Linked DNA regions of Homo sapiens: region 2 is linked to region 1. A link is an interaction called in ENCODE POLR2A ChIA-PET data of the cell type or tissue named here. Cell type or tissue: HepG2. All regions are shown on one strand. Each heading gives the region's core, and the rest is flanking DNA. Links, peaks and the distances in the headings are about the cores only. Region 1 overlaps FMNL2 (formin like 2). Region 2 overlaps FMNL2 (formin like 2).

Region 1 (8,337 bases), core at 306-8,305:
ATTGTTTTATTGGAAACTGCCTAACTACTTTTCTGGGGGACACCATTAATCATGGAAAGGGATCCACTAGTCCTACCCACATTCCTTGCCCCACCTTCTCCTCCTCCCCCATGCCCCAGCCTCCAAGTACCAGGCTCCATTAGTATAGTAATAAAACCACTACTGTTTGGTTAGCAGTAATGAGTTCTAAAAGTATCAATGGAGTGTTTCATGGATAAAGACCATTGTTAGGTGCAGCAAACTTTCCCGGCATCAATCAACTACATACAGTAGATTGTAGCAGCATTTTTTTTTTAAGCATGTCAGGAATGCAATGAAAAATAGCACAATTCTTACTCCTCAAGGACAATACAATGTAGCTCAGACAACTAAACACAATGACTGGTGAATAAATACACTAATTTCTACAGAAGCTGGCTCTATTGTATCCTTGTTTTAAAATCTGGGTTTCATTGTCCTAGTGTCCTAGTGTCTGTTGCCACCTGCCCACCCCCAAAAACTGTCACCTTGACTTGCCAATGATATCTTTTATGTTTTATATCTGTTAACTTTTTAAGATGAGGAAGATAAGAAGGAAGGAAAGTAGAGTCAAATAGTTTTGTCATAGTTTTCTATCTGCTGGGTTAGAAAGGGGCTAGCTGATTAACCCTCCTGGGGTTAATGGTTCAACAGGTTGAGCCATGAGATTGCTGCTATTCAACCATTTCTGACCTATAACAGCAGCAAGTTCATATGGTCCAAACTAATGGCAACAGAAATACTTGACTACTTGGTTAAGAAAAGATATGGAAATAATTTCCATTTCAGTTTAGCTTTTTTTTTGAGACAGGGTCTCACTGTGTCACCCAGGTTGGAGTGCAGCAGCACAATCATGGCTCACTGCAGCCTCACCTCCTGAGTTCAAGTGATCCTCCCACCTCAGCCTCCCAAGTAGCTGGGAGTACAGGTGCACACAACCACACCTGGCTAATTTTTGTATTTTTTTTAAGAGATGGGGTCTTGCTATGTTGCCCAGGCTGGTCTTCAATGCCTGGGCTAAAGCAATCTGCCCACCTCTGCCTTCCCAAGTGCTGGGATTATAAGCATGAGTCACCGTACCTGGCCCTGTTTCAATTTTTTTCTAATTTATATATATATATATATATATATATATATATATATATATATATATATATATATATAAAATATACAGAAGAAAGTAAGAGGAAATATAAGACTGAAGGGAGAAGAGACAGAATCAGAAAATATTCCCTCTAAACGGCATTCCACCAAAATTCATACATAAACTGCAAATTTTTGATCCTCCTTTTTCCTCCTACCCTAGGGAAAAAGTCTATCTTTTGGTATTCTTTCTGTGCCTCTCATTTAGCTTATAAAAACAATACACAAGGGCAACTTTCATCAGGCTCTGGCTCCAAATGCCACCTGCCAAGTGCTCGAAGACAATACTAAGAGGAAAAAGCCAGTCTCATTTATACAGGTCAGAGAAGGCTTTAATGAGTGATAACACAGGAAAGGAAATAAAAGCTTACAGTTAGCAGCATTCAAGGAGATGAAGTAGCTTAGGGAGAGGGAGATTAACCCAAAATGAGTTTGTAACCTACTGTTTGGCTTCCAAATGACACTTGGGATGCTTTTATGATCTCAGCTATGGGAATACCACAATGGGGTCACACCTCCCTGGATCACAAAAGCTACACAGTAGGGCTAACACACAGCCCCACCCACTTAAATGTTCATCAGAGAATTAGCTATAACCTCAAAGGAAAGCTGAATGTCCAAAGGGTACCAAGGTTACCTCATGGCACCCAATAAAAGGGTACCATGTGCTCAGCTCCCAGAAGTCTGGCCACATGGGAATCATTCAAGTAAAATACACTGTTCAGAGTGCTAGGAATTTGCTAAGATTTAATGGGAGTGAAATGGAAGCGGTGCTAGAGACAGTGACAACACCTGGCCCTAGCTAATAGAATGAACAAATGATCAGGACTTTTCCCCAATATTTAAGGTGAGCTGTAATCCTACTTACAGTGATGGGCAAAAATAACTGGCTGGCTCTTGAGTTAGCCCAAAGTGGGTTAACTTTCTCTTAGGAAGGAGATGGGAGGAGTGGATTTTAGGACCAACTTCATACACCACTTCTCACTCCAGGAGAGTACTGCCAATGAAATGCATGGATAATATAAGCAAAGATGGCCTATGGGCAGATTCCTAAGGGAAGTGGTATATTTCCTGTCTTGAGCAAGCACCTACTTCTCTTTTTTCAGCATTCTTCCTCCCACTGGTGGTATGTAGAATACACACCACTTCACTGACACACACACCCCCAAATACACAACCAATTATGCCTGCTGTTTGTTAGGGCTTTTATTAGGGAGTATAATTTACCTTCCCTTCCCAGAATTTCTCTTCAACTCTTATCAAAAATCTTATCTGCTTCTGTCAAATTCTCTCAGGACAGCATATTTAGCTGACTATCCCTTAGGAAAGGAAGTGAAAACTAACCAATGGCTTCATATGTTTTTTCTAATAGGAAATATTTTGCTGGGGGGCAAAGAAGGAGGGAAAGGAGGATGTTTCTTTTAAAGAGTATTGCTCTAATTAATTCAGAGACCAGGTGGCTTGCTCTTCTTTAACTAGAAGTAATTAAGAGCTATCAGTACACTTAGTGATTCTGTAGCAAGCACAGAGGGGAAATAATTTGGGGCAAAGGGAACTAGCAGGGCTCTCCTCCCACAACGACCCCTCTAGGAAGTCAGCAAGCTACCGTAAGGCCACTCTGCTCACAACATTTATACTTCTCTCCCAAGGGGGGGTCTCATTTCAATCAAGCAAATCCTTCATGGGGATAGGATTCACTTTTTTACCCAGAAGAATAAGTTTATGTTAAGGGAATAAAAAGGTTCAAGCATTCACCATGAGTCCGAAAAGCCAAGCACAGACAGACCTTGGTGGGGTGGGGGTGAAGGGATGGTGGTCCACCAGGCGTGAGCCCCTTGACTGGCCCACTATTGAAGTCACAGTACCAAATTCAAGATTTAGCTAGCATTCCTCCTGAGTCAGTGAGAAATTGGATCAGTTACATGTTGCTCAGCCAGGTCTGAGAATCCTGGGGCCTTGGCACAATAGCTTTCAAAATACTACATTGACTCAGCAAGAACTCTGACCATGAACAGACTTCCTCTCCTGGTTCTAAAAGTCTGATCTGGAGAAATCAGAATAAATGTAGTCCTTCCCAGAGAAGGTCTTGTCAATCAATGACTATCACTGTACTACTGCAGTGAGACGCCAATCATTTCACTGGCTAAATGAGAAGACAATGTGATGGTGTGATGTGTGAATTTGAGCTCCACTGGGAGTAGGTACTGGTCTGCTGCTAGAGTCAACACCTGTACATGTGACCAAAGCATGGCACAAAGGCACTGTGTTCACAACCTGTGCTCCATATCGACAGCAAGCACTTGGATTGACAGCTGTTTTCTGAAGGCTGAAAGATGAAATCAACACTGATGAAAGACTATTGGCTGTTCTCTAGGAAGAAGAGTCCATAAACATGACCGAGACAGAACTGTATTGTTCATTCCTGCCACCCCCGTTGCTTCTTTTCCAAAACTGTCACTTAAAAACCATCTTTTTCCTACTCGTTTTGTCTCGAGTTCACACACCTAGACTATTACTAAGCTATTATTGTTTCTGCCTCTAAAATATATCTTTGGGTCAATTTTTCTTTATTTTGATAACCCTGACTACATCCACCAGGTGCAGTATTGCATCATGGTTACAAATCCCAGCTTTGCCCCTAAGCAATATGACCCTGGGAAAATTATCTACTACTCCCAGCTACCATCTGAAAATGGTGACTGTAAGGATTAAATGGGGGAAAAACACATACAAAGTTCTCCATAAAGTATCAATGCCATCATCAGCTTCATCGTTAATCAGGGTCCGATTACTGCATAACTACTACTATGCCATGTCCTCTGTACCCAGAGTCACCATTAGCAGTCATGTTGGTGGCAACTCCATTTGATGTAACTCTCAACTATATCCCATATCAAATGGGAAACTTATCCACAAGACTGTGAAACTTCACCATGCCTTCTCCATGACCTCACTCACACTCCTTTCCTTAACTTCCCCCAGTCAGGGAAACTAACTCTCTGCTCCTGACCTCCTTTTTAAACTTCTGAAAAAAGCAGCAGGGGAGGGGCTCTCAAACTAGTTTTACCCACAGCAGAGACCATGATTTTATTACCTTTCTCCATATCCTCACCAAAAAAAACCATTGCTTATATAAAGAATTAATAAGTGGCGTCTTATCATCTTTATACTGAAGGCATTTTTGCCAGCTGCCATTTTTCTAATCCCTCACAGCAATTGAGAATTTTTTTTAAGCCTTGAATGTGGCAGTCGGATTTGAGCTAATCATTTGGAATTATACTGTCTTTATTTCTTTGGAGCATCTTTGAAGTATCTTGTTATATAAATGAAATATGGGGTGAGGAAGGAAAGGATGCACCTACGAACACTGCTTCGAAGGTTCTTGACTCATAACTTTAAAAGCCTGAGAAGAAATTTATGAAGCCAATTGCAAACCCTTCTTCCCTCTTAACCAGGAAACTTCTAGTTCTTTGTTGTTTTAAAGTATCTGCTAAGGATTGACTTTAGAAATCAATGCACTGCACAGCAAGCATTTCACCCATCCTGACAGAACTACAGATGGTCCCTGACTTACAATTTTCCAATTTTACAATGGTGCAAAAGCGATATATATTCAGTAGAAACCATAATTCCAGTACCCATACGACCATTCTGTTTTTTCAATTTCAGTACAGTATTCAATAAATTACATGAGATATTCAACACTTTATTATAATAGGCTTTGTGTTAGATGGTTTTGCCAACTATAGGCTAATGTCAGTGTTCTCAGCATGTTTAAGGTAGTCTAGGCTAGGATGTTTCATAGGGTAGCTATATTAAATGCATTTTTGACTTACAATATTGTCAATATTTTCAACTTACAATGGGTTTATCAGGGCAAAAAAAAACCCGTAAGTCTAGGAGCATCTGTATTTCAAGGAGAAACAAAATCTCACACACAATTCCTAAATTTCATTTAATCTCTGCTATAGCTTGGGAAAAACAGACAAGAGGGAAGAAAATGCTAAGCCAGCAGTTTGCCAGCAAATATGAAGCCCCAGATACTGTAATTTCAATTCTCACTCCCTGGAAGCTTTAAATGCATAAATGTTTTATAAACCAATTGACAAAGCTTACTCACTTGTCCTAAGAAACATAATACGACAAAGACACAGAAGAGAACATTAGGGCTACGATAAAGATACAAGGTAGAATTCATTGTGTTTAAAAGTGTTTTTTTTAAAAAAGTTCTTTGAAGATAAAAAGACCTAAGTGCTACATATGATTACTTATCACAACTACTCAATATCTATTATCCTACAGGCAGAATCCAAGGCTCTGTGTTAAGTAACTTTCAAATATGTACCTTATTCTGAGCTGGGAACAACACTAATCCACCTACCAGAGAAACTCTCCAACCCTGTTCTCTGCCACCTTCCAGCCCCCATATGTCACTCAGAAGGCAGAGTGACTTTTCCAACCCAAGTTACTTAAGCTAATTCTCGTCTTTCACAAACAGATCCTTCAGCAGCCCCCAGCCTACCTGCACAAAATGCTGGATACCTTGGAAGAGCTACAGGAACTGTTTCTTTCAGCTACTGAGTACCTACTGTGTGCCAGGTACTGCAGTGGTGATTGTTTTTTATTAGACACCACTATGATTAATTTGCTCAGCCTAGAAAATCCATTTCTCCCTGGAAGATGAAGAAAAGGGAAGACAAAGAGGTTTGCTTCTAATTAAGACGAAACCAACAAACAAGCCTGACCCAGGCCATGAAATTGTACTCTCATTGGTTTATGAACACCAGAAAGAGGGCTTGGTACAGCAGCAGCCAGAGCCAACAGACTCAATGGGGCAGATAAAAATTCAAAATTCAGCCAAAATGCTGAAAAGAGAAGAAACATAGGTTCCTCTTCGTTTAATGCACGAGCCACTCTGGCTACTAGGCCACAACTGAGCAGACAAAAAGATTTGGGGACTTTTCCAGTGAACCGAGAAATGTGAGCAGGAGGGGCAGGCATGAAGAGCTCCACCCACACCCCTGAAGGGAGGCGCTGTCAGGAGTCGGCAGAAAGGCAGACACTGACACACCGCATCGCCCAGGGCTGGAAGGGTTTCTCCCAAACGACTGTAAAAAAAGAAATGAAAAGGGAAACAAATAGCATCTGCTAATAGTAACTCCTCATATTCCATTGATGTTATGTTCACCCTATTACTAGAACTCCCTGAGGGTGGCAGGCATTTAGAGGAAATGACATTCTGAAGCTTCAGGGGGAAAGAAAAAAAAAACAAAAACAGAAAGTGAAAAATATTTTAGAGTTCTTTAAGATGTTAATTTAACATCAACATAAGTATAATGACAAACACTCATTAATTACCTTAAGCACTGTGCAAAGAGTTTTCAGATGCTCGGTTTCTAATCGTCCCAGCAACCCAGTATGGAAAATAATATTTTCCTGACTTTTTCAGGTGGGAAAACTGATGCTTAGAGAAGTTAATCTTTCCTCTCAAGATTACAAAGTGACAGAGCCAGGATGAAGTCTGGGTGACTCAGGAAGCTTTTTTCTTCTTTTCCAGTTCATCACATTCAATACCTTTAAATCATTTATAAAAATGTTTCAGTTATAGTCCTATGCCAGGCACCAGGAAGTAATGTGAGAAAATGAAAACAATAAACTTTTCTAAATCAGTAAGAACAAAATGTAAATGAAACGTCTTAGACTTAAAGTGGAACAGTACGTGGTGCCTGGAAGGTCATATGGTTAAATTCTAAATTTAACCATTCTCTCAGACTAAATTTGCTCATCTGTAAAATGGAGGTGATAATATCAAAAGCAATGACTCAACTCAGATAAAAGGTACACTTCCACACAAACATCATTTGTCAAAAATTATGCTACCATCATAACAATTCAAATCTAGGAGGAGAAAGTGTGGGCTGTAGAAGGAATTGAGACTACCATCTTGATGGAGCTATCAAATATCTTCAATCACATCATTTAAGTCACTCAAAAGGGGAAGAAGCCCATAACAAAATAATGGGCCTTAGCTCCCACACACCAGTCTCTTTCCTCCTCTTCCTCTGATTCTTTTCTCTACTGTTAACACCAATTGTAACCTAACAGAGTGCTAATGTCTGCTCAAGTTCAAGCTTACACTATAGCTCTCTCTCCCCACTCAAAATGCTACTGAACACAGTAGATAACTATCTCAGTTCCCTCTTTGACAAGAAAAACAACATGAATGTAAATTACATGGAACCCATATTCTATAATACTGGAATTAAAGAATAAGGATTTAACCACATTGCAGACATTCTCTACTACTGAAGGAAAAAAATGTGCAGCATACACTTATAGACATAGGGAATCATAACATTTCAGAGCCTGAAACAACAAATGAAACTAATCTAATCCAGCCTCCTTTTGTAGTCACAAGAGATATATATACCTTGCCCAAAATCTGTCTTAAGGCTAAATTATGACAGAATGTCCTGAAAATCAGAAGAATTCTTACTCTTCTACATCCCCCTAGCTTCTGAATAACAACTCAATGTATATCATGTATTCTTAAAGACTTTACTATGTTATAATATATGTAGTTTTAAATATCCACCCATATCAATATCATTCTGCATAGATAGAACTTCCAATAAGGCAGCCAAGTGAACTGTTCAAAAACCTACTGCAAACCATAAAAATCAAAGACCCAGAACCAGGAATCAGGAGACCCAGGTACTAATTAGTCCTGATTATCACTGACCAGTTTCTAGATCTCAAGTCACTTTACTTCAACTTGGCCTTTGTTTCTAAAACCATAAAGAGGAGTTGGACCAGTTGGTCTCTAGGGTCCTTTCCAACACCTAAAGCTCCCTAATTCTCAACCACCTGGCACGCAAGGTAGACACAGGAAAACCAACACTTTCATTACAAAAAGTCACAAGGAAAAAAAATCACAAGACATCACAAGAGCTTTAAGGAAAACTGTGTTGAAGCTATGCTTGCTTTGGGGTTTTTCCAGAGGTAAGCACTGTGTTTTCCAAAGGCAAACAGTTCCCTTTCTCCAGAACAAGGACAGGATGTTGGGGACATGAGTCATTCTGTTGACATTCTAGGTACTGGTCAGTTGGAGGACAGGAACCACATCAGCTTCCTAGAGAGCACAGAAGAAAAATCTGCTCCAAAAAAGACCAGAAA
Region 2 (8,337 bases), core at 172-8,171, 130 kb before region 1:
AAAAAAAAAAAGAATGGGGGCAAGTAATGCAGGATGGGCAGCTAAAGGTATTCTCTCTCTTTAAACTCTTCCTTGGAGCTAAAAATTAGGAATAGAGTAGAGGAGAGTCAGTAGAATGGAGCAGGCAGTCTGCTGTGTATATAGAGAAGGGAAGAGAAAGGAGACAAAAAATTCTAGGGTCTCTGGTCACACAGCTAAGGCAACCATTTCCAGATATGCTGGCTGCTCAGTGTGGCCACTCCCGTGTCAGAGTCCTAAGTCTCGGGCTGCCTGCACAGGTGGTTGTCAGAAAATAACTCAGCCTTCCAAGCTCTGTGTTATGTGCACTTCTGACTCATTCCCTGCAGCCTTTGCTTCTGCTGGGCCCCTGATATACTTTGGATATTTGTCCCTTCCAAATCCCACGTTGAAATAGGACCTCCAATGTTGGAGGTGGGCCTAGTGGGAGGTATTTGGGTCATGGGGGCAGATAGCGCCTGAACTGCTTGGTGCTGTCCTCGTGATAATAAGTGGCTTCTTACTCCTAAGAGTTCCTGTGAGATCTGGCTGTTTAAGAGAGGCTGGTACCTCCTCCCTCTTGCTCACCATGTGACACACCCGCTCCCCCTTAGCCTTCCGCCATGATTGTAAACCCCGAGGCCCTCACTAGAAGCAAATGCCAGCACCACACTTCCTGTACAGCCTAAAGAACTGTAGGCCAAAATAAACCTGTTTTCCTCATAAATTACCTAGCCTTAAGTATTTCTTTATAGCAACACAAAGGAACTAACACCCAGCCCCTAATGCCGCCTTCTGCTTCCTCGGGGCAAGGTCATCCCTTACGTATGCCATCAGGCACAAGGGCACCCAGCGTAGCACTGAGGACATAGCAGAGTATAAAAGAGGGTCCACTGAAGGACTAAGAGCTATGTATCGAAACCAGGTAACTAAATCAAAACACGATGAGGTAATAATAACAGCAGCAGCGCTGTTTTTGGGCACTGACTATGCTACCTAGGCACTACCCTTCTGCAACTGCCTGATAACGGAGGCAAACTAAACTGACTTTACTCCTGTATTACATTATCTAAGGAACGGCTCAATTTTCGGCTAGATTCTGGGCCACAGAGAAGTCTTGGAGTCCACTTCTCTAATATATACACAATGAGTGCTAACACTTTGCACTTCTAAAATCTATCCAGAATGCAAAACACTATGAAAAGAAATTATGTGCCCATGGGGAGCCACAGAGGATCCATGAGCAGTCTGTACTATTCTCCCTTCCCTCCCCATCAAGGGAGGCCTGGGATGAGCCCCCAGAGGCAGCTGAGCCCAGGATGAGCCCTACAATAGGTTTCATCTCACAACTGCAGCGCCAGCAAAGGACCAGAATCCTTTAAACACAGACTAATCACTTCCTGGTATTAAATAAGGAGGCTGGTTTGGAGAGTTCTGTTCATAGAGATATCTAATTTAGGCTCTTCCTTTTCTGCCCGAGAGGTTTCATTTAAAACTATTTAGAAGAAAATCTAAATAGAAAATGCTTAAAATTTTTTTTTAAAAAAAGCAAATTAAGTATCTTCTATTCAATTTGCACAAAAGATTAACGAATCAAGTATTCGAGGACTCCAGACACAGTTAAAGGAAAACTGCCCAACCTAGACTGTCTGGCTGAAATTTAAAGCCCCGAATTGAAATCTTTTTCTCCCCCACCATAATACAGCTGAGAATTTTAAGCTCATTTTAACTGCAAGCCATGTCTTATTTCAACAAATCTCCTTTTTTTCCAGGCTTTAAGCATTACAATTATGTTGTGTGGAACAGATCATTTCCTCCTGCCAGCTCCTGACAGAATCTTACTAAAGCAGGGGTGGTTAATCCACCATCCATTTTATTTTTTCTGAGCTGAATGACTGATCTTGAAAGATGAAGCACAGACCAAACATGGCCATTCAGGTGAACGCACATGGGCCAGGGCAGAAATGTCGGGAATGAAGGCCCAAACAGACATCTTATGTCCTGCTCCAGTTTATTATTTGTGAGGAAGCAAAACATTTTCTGGGAAGCTTATCTGTTGTTTTGTTTCACTTTGTTCTCTTTGCCTAAACCCAGAAACAGCTGATCTAAAGGAAAATTGGAACTGTGCCAGGAGGAAGCCCACCTCTTCCTTCTAAGCATCTTCCTCCATGTGGGGTATGGAAGTGGGGGCCTAAGCAGCACTCCCTAGGAGTGTGCATATTTTTTCCTTTCTATTCAGAACTGGAAAAATGTGGAAGGAATTTTTTGGAGGTAGGATGAATTCTGCATGAGGAAAGGTCTCAGTCTTCTGTATAAACATCAGCATCTCTGCCACACTCAACTCAGGGTGAGCATTAGGACTCAATGCTGAGGTCTGAGCCATCTAGCCTGAAGGTTACAAGTTTGGAGATTTCAGAAAACCTTTAGAAATCGATTCTAAAACAGAATCTTGCTGTCCCTTTGCAAAGAAATAGTGCAGAAAAACACCTGTCTGGGGATGTATTTTGTGTATATGGGTGTGTCTGTATTTATTTATTTATTTTTCTTTTTGAGACACAGTTTTTTGCTCTTTTTGCCCAGGCTGGAGTGCAATGGCACAATCTCAGCTCACTGCAACCTCCGCCTCCTGGGTTCAAGCGATTCTCCTACCTCAGCCTCCCGAGTAGCTGGGATTACAGGTGCCTGCCACCATGCCTGGCTCATTTTTGTAGTTTTAGTAGAGACAGGGTTTCACCATGTTGGTCTTGAACTCCTGACCTCAGGTGATCCACCCACCTTAGCTTCCCAAAGTGCTGGGATTACAGACGTGAGCCACTGTGCCAGGCCTGGGTGTATCCTCCTTTACAGACCTCTTTAAATGATGAAATTAAGACTGCCACATTCTTAGGGAAAGGGAGAAATGAGAGAAGTTAACAAGAACTGAACAATAGTCTCATTTGCAGGTGTAAGACCTGACAACAGGTCTTTTAGAAAGAAATGTGTGTGCCACATTTACGAGGGGAGAAGTATCATGATACTTTGACAGGTACGTTCCTGGATTGAAGGTTGTGTCACATTCAAGTCACATATGACATACAGCCAGTGATGAAGTTCTGCACTACACTGTCATCATCACTACTAGATTTTATTTCCCCTTGTCTACATATTAACCGTAAGAGAAAGGCCTAGGAAACTTCCAAAAGGAAATAATAGCTGTTCTCCTTTGCTGGACTTTTTTTTTTTTTTTTTTTTGGTCGGGGGGTGGGCGGTGAGGGGAGGAAGAGTTAGAGTAGAAGATAAAGAAAAAGATTTTTTTTTTAATGCAAGCATCAAGAGCCCTGAAAATGGCTAACTAGGTAAAGTATACCATTCTTTTCTCAAGAATCACACACTGAAACAACAGAGAGAATCAGCCTGAGAGATTTTCGCAGGAGCCTTAAAAGCAGGAGTTGTAGGTCAATGGAAAAACAAATGCTATCTGGTAAAGCACCCCTTCACCCATCTTGAGCAAGGACAGCTCTGCCCTGAGACATCCCAGGACTGATTCAGGCCCACAGGGCCGTGCCAGGCTACATGCTTTACCACGAGGCATCAGTTTAAACCAATTGTGTGGCTGCACAAAGCAGGGCTTGTTTGTAAAAGGGGAGAGTCTGTTGAGAATGGAATCAGCTATTCTCTACTTACCTTCTCAGGCCAGGGGCAGGGGTTGGGGGGAGTAGGGGGGAGCTGCTAAAAGCATCAACACAGGATGTGAGTGCACAGCTGGGATGACAAAGGCCCAGTGATTTTTCAAGGTCTCTGGAAATGCACCAAGGCATAAAAAACTGAAAGGCAAGTATTCCCTTTGCAAAGCCTGCTCTTCTAGGGGCCTGAATACCTCTGGAATGCACTCACTGCCCTACGTAATTGGAAATAGCAGTGACTCAACAACCATCAGAGGTACGTGACTCTCATGTCAGGAAAGAACTTTTATACACATCTTCAAGTGAGAAGGTTGTTTTTTTTCCTTTGTCTTCTTACGTTGTTGGTCTCCCAAGGTTGTTTTTTGTGGAGGCTCTGGCAGAGGCTCTAATGCAGAGGAAGGAAGGTCTCTTCCAATGCAGGAGGATTCTGCTCGCTAATAAGGAAGCAATAACAAAGAGTGGAAACAAATCCATCTTACCTTCCTGGTTACAGCTGGATCCAGATAGCCTTTGAGCTTTTGAATGTATGTATGGGGAGGATTCTTCACCTGGAATCGTTCCTGCAGAAAGCACAAAAGTCCAAAGCATGAAAGGTATGAAGCCATGACACAGTCAGCCACATCAGATTATGTTACCAAAATATGACCAAAATGCATCCACAGTATAAATGTGGCCCTGCGAGCAGTCATTTTGTACTAACTGTTTTGCATCTTGGTAGTAGATGTGATCCCCTCTTTGCATAGGAGGAAAACTGAAGCTCAGAGAAATGCAGAACTCTCTTTGATGACACTGCTGGTCACATGTACATGTGGGTTTGAACCCACATCTGCTCAACTCCAGAGTCAGTACTGCTTTCTCTGTAGGGCCCTGCAGCTTCCATTCTAGGAATGGTGTTTTGCCCAACCTGTTTCAGGTCCTCCTTCAGCAGGTCTTCAATCTTTTGCATATTCTTTTGAATATCTTCAATGTTGGCAAATCTTTCTCTTTTGGATATTTATTTTATCTTTGAAAATAACAAAAGATTTGACTCAAACTGATAAAGCTAATTTTTTTCAAATATGAGCAACGAGTCAATTGCTGGAATGTGGGAGTGTTATGTTTGCATGGGTACACATGTGTGTGCCGACATGAATGGATTCCAACCTGGAAGATCCAAAAGTATCCTGAGCAAAGGCAGTCACTGGAATAAGCATAAACATACACAATATACAGTCCAAGGTGATATCTGAATGTAGGTCAGAGGTGGGGCCCAAGAATCAACATTTCTAACACGTTTTATGCTAATGCTGCCAAAAGAGGAACCATACTTTGAAAAATTCATGCCACGTGTATCAGGTTTTATAGACCCTAATGTCCAAAGCAGAACAGGCAACAGTAAAAACCTGGGTAGAAGCCACATGTCCACAAACCATAAAATGAACCAGTACTTATATTTACGTTCATACAATGGTATACTAGATTACAATGAAAACAAGCCATGTACTGCATGCTCCTATGAATGGATCTCACAAACCTGATGCTGAGCCAAGAAGAACACCTGATTTCATTTCTTCACACTTATAAAATAGGTGACATTAAACTTTAATGGTTACAGATACACACTCAAGGGGTAACACTATACATATAGATATATGGTTTTATATTGTGTGTATATATGCGTACTTGGAGATGATCAGCCTGAAAGTCATGGTTGGAGGACTGAAGTGGGGAAAGTCATAATCAAAGGGGGAAATATGGCACATTCCTAAGAGGCCAGCAGTTCTATTTCTTGATCTGAGTAGCAGTTACAAAGGTGCTGGCTTTATACTACTTACTATGCTGGTTCTCGGGCTTAACTACCTTTTCTATATAGATGCTATATTTCTCACAAAAAAAAGTTTAAATCAGCTCTAAAGGAAAAATAAAGATTCATCAAGAAATGAGGACAAGCCTGGGTAACATGGTGAAACCCCATCTCTACAAAAAATACAAAAAATTAGCTGGGTGTGGTGGCACATGCCTGTAGTCCCAGCTATCCAGGAGACTGAGGTGGAAGAACCACCTGAGCCTGGGAGGTTAAGGCTGCAGTGAGCCCTGATCGTGCCACTGCACTCCAGCCTGGGTAACAGAGCGAGACCCTGTCTAAAACAAAAAAAAGAAAAGAAAAGAAAAAAAGAAATGAGGATAATCTTTATCATGTTCTTTTCTACGTACAACCCAAAAGGTATTTTCTTACTTTAATTCTTTATAATCTGATTATCACTTACTCCACAACGGAATTTTTTGGTATTTCACTCTGACAATTGGCCAGCATGTGCATGCATTTGTTTATCCCATAGAAACTTGTATTTCTCCAACACAGGGAACCACAACATTCTGCATGGTCCACTGAAGCCTTGCTTGCTTGTAGATTTTAAAATGCTAAAGGCCACTGTAATAATACTGAAAAGATAATCTTATTATTATTATTAATTTTTAATTATACTTTAAGTTTTAGGGTACATGTGCACATTGTGCAGGTTAGTTACATATGTATACGTGTGCCATGCTGGTGCGCTGCACCCACTAACTCGTCATCTAGCATTAGGTATATCTCCCAATGCTATCCCTCCCCCCTCCCCCCACCCCACCACAGTCCCCAGAGTGTGATATTCCCCTTCCTGTGTCCATGTGATCTCATTGTTCAATTCCCACCTATGAGATAATCTTATTATTTAAAATCTATATTTGTTATTGTTTATCCTTGAAAATAGGGGGAATGGTTTGTAGTAGGACACCTATTAATATTTTCCCTTTATTTAAAAATAATCAGGGTGAATTTTGTAGTATATGAACTCTATCTCAATCAAGCTGCTTTTAAAAAAAGAACAGCACACTTTTTCTAATTATTCCTTCAAATGTTCTATCTCGAGAGCAATTTCTAAGTAATCACAACTATTCAACATCTCTAGTGCCATCACTGTGTCTGTGTATAAACTACTTTTTTTAAATCACCATCACCTCACCAAGGAATCAGAGGGGATCCTATTGCCATGGGGATTTAGCAGTAGTCCAGCTGAGGGCTAAAATAATCACAAGAAGCTCAGAAAAATGAACTGATGAGCTATCTAGAAGCCAGTCATTATTTCCAACCTCATGTATGACAACAGCTGATGCCAAACACATATCAGAATATAAATAAATATTATCCTTTTAAATAATATAATTCCAATTATTCAAAAAAAATTTTTTTGAGAGAGTCTCACTCTGTCACCCAGGCTGGAATGCAGTGGCACAATCACAGCTCACTGCAGCCTCGACTTCCCAGGTTCAAGCAATCCTCCTAATTCCACCTCCTAAGAAGTTGGATCTATAGGTGCAGGCAACCACGCCCAGCTAATTTTCTAAAGACAAGGTCTCACCATGTTGCCCAGGCTGGTATTGAACTCCTGGGCTCAATTTTATTTTTACAATAATAAAATTTGGTGGAGTAGCACATGTAACGCAGTAGCATTCACTCATTTAGTGAGCCCTATCTTTGACAGTCAGTAAAGGCAGCTTTTTTTCATTTCCTATTTGGGACTGTGGCGACTCAGAAGGCTTACTCAAATACATACATTTGCTGGTCCTGTTGACTGGACTATATTTCCTTAGGACTTGAAATTATGAACAAGGTCTACATGTAATAAACTCACACTTTTTCAAATATGCTTATTTAGCATTTGTCGTTGTATTCCACATATTCTTCATTTGTTTGAGCAGCTTACTGATGTATTAAGAAAGAGAAAATAAGGAAGCCTCATGCTTTAAAACACAGTTGGTCCACATTGCATCCACTTCTAAGAAAACTCAGGTGGGGCCATTTGCCTTGGCATAGTCTGCCCATCTCCTCTTTCTACCTCCACTGCTGCCATGGAACCCGTGAAAAAGCTTGTGGCAAATGGGGAGAAGGAAGACAGAAAAAGAAGGTTCTGAAGTTCACTCTTGATTCCACCCACCCTCTAGAAGATGGAGTCATGGAAGCTGCCAATTTTGAGTGCTTTTTGCAAGAGGATCAAAATGAACAGAAAAGCTGGGAATCTCAATGGAGGGGTGGTAACTATCAAAAGGAGCAAGATCACCAAGACTTTGGAGGTGCCTTTTCAATTCATTTTGATAGCTCATCATGACTAAAGAATAACATTTCTACACAGTGCAACTCAAGTTGGTAACTTAATAAAGGTACTTATATCATTGATGTCAAGCAAGCAGGCAACGAGGTCCTGAAAATAACATGGGATATGAAGCAGTTTTAAAAGTGTGGGTAATGGAAGACTGCCAACCAAAGCAGTTTCGACTTTTAATACAATATCTAAAATTCTAATATTTAGAGGGAAAAATATATTAATTCAAATAAATAGGATGCCCATAATCCATCTGAAGTCCTTCAAAATAAATGTGTTTGGCAAGGTGCTGAAATTTTCTTATGTATTTTCCCAATGTTTCTGTTGTTCAAATTGGCCACATTGAAACAGAGAGAAAAGGTTTGGCAAATCAGGTGCTGAATTTATAACTCAAACAGTGGTTCCTTTAGATATTAGACAGGCAACCCCAAGTTTTACAAAAACAGTTGGGGCTTTGTATTCTTCCTCCATAACACTTTTATTTGGGTCCCTGGATGTAGGCCGAGTTTTCTTTTCTCTTCTCCCTCTCCCTCTCTCCTTCTTTCATGGTTCCCATG

Evidence for each region. ChIA-PET counts read pairs that join two places held together with the same protein. Peaks named below come from ENCODE experiments on the same cell type or tissue, not always from the same donor. Only the 100,000 strongest peaks of a DNase experiment are listed, where the experiment ranks them.
Region 2: POLR2A ChIA-PET joins it to region 1 with 5 read pairs; 4 of 35 experiments call an interaction of 5 or more read pairs at or near these places.

What each region holds. Positions count from the first base shown.
Region 1 is chr2:152,405,292-152,413,628 of GRCh38, reverse strand. All of the region lies in intron 1 of FMNL2 (formin like 2), which reads right to left. Among named protein-coding and RNA genes, the nearest start is that of FMNL2, 74 kb to the right of the region's middle. RefSeq lists an enhancer at 8,060-8,337. In HepG2, for the core only: no CTCF peak of the experiment used is centred there; DNase peaks (open chromatin) are centred at 3,418 and 8,218.
Region 2 is chr2:152,538,621-152,546,957 of GRCh38, reverse strand. FMNL2 (formin like 2) reads right to left here. Exons shown (of 26, transcript NM_052905.4): 3 at 4,139-4,219. Among named protein-coding and RNA genes, the nearest start is that of PRPF40A, 170 kb to the left of the region's middle. In HepG2, for the core only: no CTCF peak of the experiment used is centred there; DNase peaks (open chromatin) are centred at 3,777 and 4,177.